Linked DNA regions of Homo sapiens: region 1 is linked to region 2. A link is an interaction called in ENCODE POLR2A ChIA-PET data of the cell type or tissue named here. Cell type or tissue: K562. All regions are shown on one strand. Links, peaks and the distances in the headings refer to the core of each region. The heading gives the core; the rest is flanking DNA.

Region 1 (4,390 bases), core at 311-4,310, 77 kb after region 2:
TACTTGGGAGCAGTCTTTGTTTTCAGCTATTTTCACTTGTCTATCCATAAAAGAATGGATGTATAACTAGCAGATGGACTTTGGGACTCGCTCACATAGCATGGTGGTTTCCTGCTACCGGGAAGCACAGGTGGTTCTGAGCACTGGCCACGCCCCACTGAGCAGCACTTACCCTGTGTGTCCATCTCTACATATGGAAGATGAGAAAAGTAATACCCGCCCCCTGGGTTTGCGGTGAGCATGGATGAGATCATGTACGTACAGCACTTAGCAAGGGTCCTGCCCCCATGAAAACTACAATGCATGTTGTTTCTCTGGGACCAGGGGGCACACAGCAGAAAGTGCCTTAGCCTCTCTGTCAAACGTTCTTTTCTGGCGATTTCATCAAGGTTGGGAACAGAGAGACAACCTTCACTTTGGAAGGTAATTTCTCCCCTTTTCTCTATGCCTTCTGGCTGATCCAAGGAGTAGACTTCCCCAGGGAAGTCTGACAATCTCAGTGGCTTAGGAAAGTGCTCCTCCTATGTGGGGTTGAGAACCAAGTGGCCGAACCAAGGAGGGTGAGTGGATTGCACGAGCTCCCCAGGACAGGGTGGAGCTGGAGGGCTGTCTTCCCTTCGACAGTAGCAGCTTTGAAGCACATGTGGGTACTGTTAGTGCAAATGGCATGGAGCATCTGGTGAAGGGCAGGGTAAGATTTCACCAGCTGTCAGTGTCAAATGTCCCCAAGTCTCATTTTGATTGAGATAGAAAAGACATCAAAACCTAATCTGTTAAAGCATTGACCTTAATAATAGTCGTATTTTTCTATATCATCCGTATCGGTAAGCATTTTTGTATTCATGTGAGCTAATTTGTGAGATGATCAAGGAATATGGAAAGACCAGGCCACCAAGCATGAAAGTCTGATTCTGTGGTTTAGTATGACACCTCAGAGGTTCTAGCAGTCCTTGGAGGGTCGTCCAATCGCCCAAGTTTGACCTGGGTGGCACTTTAGACCTGGCACGCCTCTTACTCTCAGTATTCTGAGAGTAAGCTCAGAATACTCTCAGCTTTTGCAGCCATCTGACTCTCTGACCTCAGAGCAAAGGGGCTGGAGACAGAGCTGGGTGAGGTGCTGGGGGAGAGTCATTTCCACTGCCCTCATTACTTGAAGGATGCAGGTTGAAAATTCCCTGTTGGTAATTCATTAGCCTGGGAAATAAATAACGTGGAAGGCACAGAGGTGGCATAGAGGAAAGTTGCTCACCAGTACCCAACCCCCACACCGGCCATACCAAACAGGTATGTGGGAACCCAGGTGCGGGGCACGATTTGACAAGTGGGGGTGCTCTCCGGCCAGTGCTCGCCAGGCAGCAACAGGAGCCTCTGGTGGAGAAGCAGTGCCAGCAGGATGGCTGGCCCACAGTGCAGACCGGCTTCCTGGGAAACAAGGCAAGTCCTGGCTCCACCACATCTTTGGCAAGTCTCTAACCCTCTTTCTGTTTCTGACTGCTCATGCTTTTAGCACAGGGTTTGACACATAGTCGTAAGAGCAAATACTGGAACATTATTGATATTATTAGTCTCTCAGCTCCTGAAACCATCTCCAGCAATCTTTCTCTGCCCCTGCACATGGAGTAAGGGTCTGGGTGGGAGAGGCAGGCACAGTTTTATCTGGCTTTCCCTGAATACCTTAAAGAAACTCCAGCGGGGGTCAGGTCTGCGATGCTAGCGTAATTGCCGAAGTTCCTCTGTCTCTTCGAACTTCCCTCCAGGACATTCCCTCCGCAAGCCTTTCTCTCCCCTTTCTCACCATCTGGTTTGCTTTCATACCTACACTTGCCGTGCTTCTGGACGTCTGTGGCAACCCTGCTGTGAAGGTCTCAGGTACAGAACTTAGTCTTACGTGGAAGAAAACACAGGGCTTCCCAAAGGTCTTACTGCAGGTTTAAACTGTAATGGTGTTAGAAGTATAAATAATACAAACTTAGAAAAGGCAACATTGTAAAGGATAATAATTTAAACATTTAAGATACTAATATCTTTGCTATGGACATGCAAGATAACCGCTGTCTTGTGCTAGTGGTTCTAGTCCATTTTCAAACTGCAAACACGGAGAAGCAGCCACAGGAAGGTTGCCTTTGAAGATCCTCCAAAGAACATCCTGGGACGGAAGGTCTGATGGAGACTGCCAGTGAACAACAAGGCCTCTGCCATGCTGTGGGTCTGGATGAACATCTGGACATGGTCTCACATGCAGCCTAAAAGCTGAAATGTAATACTCAAATTTGCAATGCTGAAGTAATGGGGAATATTTAAATAAACTTCCAAATGATGAGTTCTCTAAGTCTGCAGCATTTATATTTCTGATTTGGGACACACTAGATAGCTCAGTACCAAGCTATGTATCCAACCCAAAAGGTCAGAAGAAGAATACAGAATAACACAAAGAAGTAAAAAAAAAAATAAAGATAAAAACCTTTATAAACTAGAAAGCAAATAATAGGGAAAAATACTACTCTGAAAATCCTAATAAAATAGATTGAATAATAGGCAAATGTGTTCAATAAAAATATGTGGGAATATAACCACAGATACTTATGTCTTAATATAACACTTTAATATTTTAGGCCGGGCACGGTGGCTCACACCTGTAATCCCAGCACTTCGGGAGGCCGAGGCGGGCGGATCACGAGGTCAGGAGATCAAGACCATCCTGGCTAACACAGTGAAACCTCGTCTCTACTAAAAATACAAAAAAATTAGCCACGCGTGGTGGTGGGCACCCGTAGTCCCAGCTACTCTGGAGGCTGAGGAAGGAGAATGGCGTGAACCTGGGAGGCGGAGCTTACAGGTGGGCACCTGTAGTCCCAGCTACTCGGGAGGCTGAGGCAGGAGAATGGCATGAACCCGGGAGGCGGAGCTTGCAGTGAGCCAAGATTGCACCACTGCACTCTAGCCTGGGTGGCAGAGCGAGACTCCATCTCAAAAATAATAATAATATTTTAATTTTTAAAAATGCCCCTTATTCAAAACAATGTAGACTCTGAGAACCAATCATTTGTGTGCACTGTTTGTACCAAGTGCTTTTATGCCAAATCTAACTTGGGCAATGTAGTTTCAGACTGTTTTCTCCATGAAATGTAATGTATTCTTTCCTCATTCAATATTGCGCTTAAGAGTCTGTGTAGGGGAATTCTGGGCAGATAAAGGTAGTGCAGTCTAGAGCCTGGCACTTCCTCAGTCATGCCCTATTGCCTCCCCTACAAACAAACAAAAGAAGTGCAGATGAGAACTAGGCCAGGACAAACCTGGACTCCAAAGAATGACATGACAGCTGCAGGAGGAGCCCCTCACAGGTGGGAGAAGAGAGGAACGAGGACGGCCTTGCCAGGCAGAGCTGGGATCAGGTCACCCAAACAAGCGATGGCCCCTGGACCCTGGAGGGTTTTCTTTTCCCCATACTCATTGGTGGGTGAGGGGCTGCGCAGGGCTAGGCCTGTAAACTCTCCAAAGTGACAGGTTGTAGCTCCCTCCCACGACCAGGCCCCATGCCACATCGGCCCTGAGAAGAAGCTGTTGGGGAGAGTCTATGCAGCGCAGACCAGTTGCTACTGGGAAGAGAGGGCCCAGAGTGGGCGGGGGGACAGAGCGGAGGTCTCAGGAAGGAAGGGCGCACTTAGGAACCAGTGAAAACCACAGCGGAGGGGCCTCCAGTGCTGCGAAGCTGGAAGAGCTTCCTACCCTGACGTCAGGGAAACAACCCCTGCAAAGGAGTGACAGGGAAGGACTGTGCATCAATCCAACACCAAATGTGGCCAGTGAAAAAGAATAAGGGGCAGGCTGGTGGCCTTTGAGACTGTCAAAGTTTGCCAGAAAGACATGCTCACCAATGGGTGGAAACCATAATCCAGTGTTTCAAAATGAACTCACATAAATTCAGAAAATAATAGAAGACATGAAAGAACAATAAAAATCAGAATTAGAAAACTCAGAAATGAGTTAGCATTCGGGAAGAAATTAGCGAAAAAGTAAAACATGGTTTGGGAAGGGATGACTCAGAAGTACAGTAAGGGAACAAATGCCACAGATATGGCAAGGCAAGCGGTCACCTTACTGACTGGGCTAATCAACCCAGGTCAGCAGAACAAGGAGGCTGTTGCCACCCAGCCAGGCAGGGAAGAGTATGTTGGTGCTCAGGGGATCATCCCTCTTTGGTGCTTGGTGCCCAGTTTGAATGACAAAGAGGCAAAGCTGTAGCCAGGACCCGAGGAGGGCTTGAAACCAGGACTTTGGGCCCCTCGGCTTCAGGGTCTGGCTGACCCCGCCAGGGCTGCTGGCCAAGGGTGAAGGGATCTCGAAAGGGTGCGGGAGGGGTGGGTGATGAGTCTCACTTTGGCCTTGAAAC
Region 2 (4,390 bases), core at 327-4,326:
GCATGTTTCATTTTAGCTATCAGTATTTAATTTCCACTGAACCTTTTCTTCATACCTTCTATCTCATTTGTTCCTCTGCTCTCACCCCACTCTTATTAAACTGTTTCTATTTTTTGAGTGCAATATAGTATATTGTCTTTTGGAAAATTCTAATTATTGGGCTTTTCAAAACTGCTTCTACATTCCATTTTCGTGTATGTTTTGGCTTCTGTCTTTCATGCTGAACGACCTTAAATGTCTGGTGGTTCTTTGTGACTCCCTTAACTCTAGAGGGGCATACCAAAAGGCTAATGGGAAGAGCTGTTGATGGGCAAGGCTTGTGGATAAATGGGCTTTGCATAGGGTGATTTGAATAGGTATCCAGAAGCTTCTTTTCGGAAACTCCAGATGTTTGGTATCTGAAGGTCATTTCTCTGGGCCAGTGGTCTTTCTGGAGAAGACCCTCCCCCCATGTCCTATGGTGGCCCATCTCCCATGAGCAGGTAGCAGGGTGGAAAGTCCTGCAGGCAGGAAGCAGACCTCATTCAGTCCTCCCAGGCAGTCCTGTTCTCCTGCTCCCAGAATCCTGAACAAGAGGTTTTCACTCAACTGAGCATAATGGGCCGCGGGCTATGGGGCGCTAACTGCTCTGCAACCAGAATTTGGACCCATTTCCCTGTTGTCCACTCTTACCTCATTTCTATGACTCCTGGCACATCGAGTTTCCAGACTTTCTGGGGCTCTGTGGGGGTGGAGTGGCCCCTTCCTGTTGGTATCCCCTTCCATAGGCACTTAGATTCCGCTATCTCGGTCCTTCTCCGCTCTCTGCTTTCTGACCTGCTAGACGTGTTACCATTCCTTTCTTTGTACTCCTTAGTTTGAGGATTTCACCTGCTCTACTCTTTTCCTCTCCTTTCCACAGTTTTGTTCGGGGGCAGTGGTAGGAGTGTGCATACCCACCCACCGTGCTTGTCCTTTGGCTCTTTGATAATTTTGAGTCTTTTCTGTTTCATTTGCTTCACTTTCTTCTTTGGGAAGAAATTGTGACCATGGTGCATTTGCGTTTGGGTCATCCATGACATCTTCTATCTGATCGTTTTTTTTTTTGTTTTTGTTTTTTTTTTTGAGACGGAGTCTCGCTCTGTCGCCCAGGCCAGACTGCGGACTGCAGTGGCGCAATCTTGGCTCACTGCAAGCTCCGCTTCCCGGGTTCACGCCATTCTCCTGCCTCAGCCTCCCGAGTAGCTGGGACTACAGGCACCCACCACCGTGCCCAGCTAATTTTTTGTATTTTTAGTAGAGACGGGGTTTCACCTTGTTAGCCAGGATGGTCTCGATCTCCTGACCTCATGATCCACCCGCCTCGGCCTCCCAAAGTGCTGGGATTACAGGCGTGAGCCACCGTGCCCGGCCGATCGTTTTAAGAACTGTCCTGTGATGCTCTGTCCTGCCTACTTTGCCTCTGTGTTTTAATTCGTGGTTACTCTTTGCATGTTTGTTACTTGCAATGCCACTTTCATCTCTTTCGCATTTAAATTTTTTTTATTTTTTCTTTAGAAAATTGCTTTGAACTCTAATATTGTTTTCGTGTGTGTGTGTGTGCACGCGCGTGCATCTCTGTGTGTAATTTCTTTGACTATGGATAAGTACTTATCTAAATTCTCCCTCTTTCTTGTGTAGTATCTCTTATGACACACATTTGTCCTCTGCTTTTTGCTTATGTTGATTTCCCACTTAAAAAATCTTTCTACTTGGGCCCTATGTGTGGTTCTTTCTGATGATTCACCTTTGACTATTACTCAAGGCTTACAAGGGGGTCGCATCACCTTCCAGGCTGTTGTTTGCTTCTGAACATGGCTTCGTGTGTGACAGGAGAGAGGCTTGTGTTTCTCGTGTGCTCCGGGAGTGTGAGCCCCAGCTTCTGCTTTCACTGAATTCTGCTGCCAGCCACGTCCTTGATACTTTGTGGGTGATTTATTTCATTGGCTCGCTATTACTTGGCAGCGGCGGTGGCTCCTCAAGCCAGCGTGGGCTCCAGGTGGCCCCGGGCCGGGAGGCGATGGCCCCGGGCCAGGAGGCGTGGCCACGGCCGCTCGCCGGCGTCCGTCCCCAGGAACGGCCAGCACTGGGGCAGCGGAGGAGGCAGCGGTGGTGGTGGCACCGGGTAGAAGGCGGTGGCACTGGGTAGAAGGCACCGCCGCCGCCCGCCGCGGGAGGCTTCCGCGGAGACTCAGGGCTGCAGAGCCAGCGGAGGCTGAAGGAAGAGAAAGGTAATTTTCCTACTCGCATATATTAATTTCAGTAAACAGATAAAACAATTAGTAAATCAAACATATAAAACAGAATTTTTAAAGAAAATAATCTCCCAAAATATATAAAAGTAGAATAGTTAAAAAAACAGAACCGAATATTTTAATGTAATTTCTAATTTTCAATTAATGAATATTAGGTGGTTTTTTTTGTTTTTTTTGTTGTTGTTGTTGTTTTTGTTTTTATGGAGTCTCACTCTGTCGCCCAGGCTGGAGTGCAGTGGCGCAATCTCGGCTCACTACAACCTCTGTCTCCCAGGTTCACGCCATTCTCCTGCCTCAGCCTCCCAAGTAGCTGGGACTACAGGAGCCCGCCATCAGGCCAGGCTAATTTTTTCTATTTTTAGTAGAGACAGGGTTTCACTGTGTTAGCCAGGATAGTCTGGATCTCCTGACCTCATGATCCGCCCGCCTCGGCCTCCCAAAGTGCTGGGATTACAGGGGTGAGCCATCACGCCTGGCCAAAAGGTACTTTATATTATATGAATAAATTACCCACATTTTGTCAAATTTGCTAAAACTGTCCGGGCGTGATGGCTCAGACCTGTAATCCTAGCACTTTGGGAGGCCGAGGTGGGCAGATCACTGGAGGTCAGGAGTTTGAGGCCAGCCTGGCCAACACGGTGAAACCCTGTCTCTACTAAGAATACAAAATTTAGCCAGGCGTAGTGACGGGCGCCTGTAATCCTAGCTACTCAGGAGCCTGAGGCAGGAGAATCACTTGAACTCGGGAGGCGGTGGTTGCAGTGAGCTGATACTGAGCCATTGCACTCCAGCCTGGGCAACAAGAGCAAAATTCCGTCTCAAAAAAAAAATTGCTAAAACAACATTAAAGTCCATAGTTTTAACTAATTTTATTAGTTGACTTTTAATGCCATTAACCTTTTTTTTTTTTTGAGACTGAATCTGGTTCTGTCGCCCAGGCTGGAGTGCAGTGGCATGATCTCTGCTCACTGCAACCTTCGCCTCCCGGGTTCAAGGGATTCTCATGCCTCAGCCTCCGGGGTAGCTAGGATTACAAGCGTGTGTCACCATACCTGGCTTTTTTTTTTTTTTTTTAAGAGACGGGGTTTCCCCATGTTGGCAAGGCTGTTCACAAACTCCTGACCTCAAGTCATCTGTCTCAGCCTCATAAAGTGCTAGGATTACAGGCTTGAGCCACCACACCCGGCCTACTTGGGTTTTTTGGTTTTGCTTCTTGTGTTGCCTGGGGTGGCCTCAAAGTCCCGGGTTTAAGTGATCCTCCCATCTCAGCCTCCTAAGTAACTGGGACCAGAGGTGTTCCCCAATGTGCCGGGCTAGCTGGTTTCAATTCTATAGAGTACTCTTCAAATCACTGTTTTCCTCTCTAACATCTTCAGTTTCATATTGTACTTCACTGTCTTGTAAACTACTTTTCTGTGGGAGCAGCTATAGTGGATAACATTGTGGTATACATAGTGGTATATACATTGTTGTGATACACATTGTTGCGTTGTGGTAACATTGTGGTATCCTTGCCACATTGTGTTTTAAAAATCCTGGCTTACACTACGGAAGCCTTGGAAACTCCAATATAAAATGGTGTTTGAGAGCCTCATAGACAAAACTGAGAGATTTTTTCTTTTTTAAAAAATAGAATCAGACTAGGCTAAGTGGCTCACGCCTGTGATCCAACACTTTGGGAGGCCCAGGCAGGCAGATTGCTTGAGCTCAGGCGTTTGAGACCAGCTTGGGCAACATGGCAAGACCCCATCATACAAAAAATACAAAAATTAGCTGGGCGTGGTGGCACGCACCTGTAATCCCAGCCACTAGGGAGGCTGAGGCATGAAAATTGCTTGAGCCTGGGAGGAGGAGGTTGCAGTGAGCCAAGATTGTGCCACTACAGTCCAGCCTAGGCAACAAAGTGAGACTCTATCACAAAAATAAATAAAAATAAGGCTGGAGGTGGTGGCTCACGCCTGTAATCCTAGCACTTTGGGAGGCTGAGGTAGATGGGTCACCTAAGGTCAGGAGTTCAAAACCCAACATGGCAAAACACTGTCTCTACTAAAAAAAAAAAAAAAAAAAAAATTAGCCAAGTGTAGTGACACATACCTGTAGTCCCAGCCACCCTGGAG

Evidence for each region. ChIA-PET counts read pairs that join two places held together with the same protein. Peaks named below come from ENCODE experiments on the same cell type or tissue, not always from the same donor. Only the 100,000 strongest peaks of a DNase experiment are listed, where the experiment ranks them.
Region 1: POLR2A ChIA-PET joins it to region 2 with 8 read pairs; 2 of 35 experiments call an interaction of 5 or more read pairs at or near these places.

Annotation. Positions count from the first base shown.
Region 1 is chr18:10,664,564-10,668,953 of GRCh38, forward strand. It overlaps LOC101927410 (a long non-coding RNA gene), which reads left to right. Exons shown (of 3, transcript NR_110777.1): 3 at 1-2,324. Among named protein-coding and RNA genes, the nearest start is that of LINC01887, 40 kb to the left of the region's middle. In K562, for the core only: no CTCF peak of the experiment used is centred there; no DNase peak of the experiment used is centred there; H3K27me3 peaks cover 2,891 bases.
Region 2 is chr18:10,587,186-10,591,575 of GRCh38, forward strand. No RefSeq gene overlaps it. Among named protein-coding and RNA genes, the nearest start is that of LINC01887, 37 kb to the right of the region's middle. In K562, for the core only: no CTCF peak of the experiment used is centred there; a DNase peak (open chromatin) is centred at 2,046; H3K4me3 peaks cover 450 bases.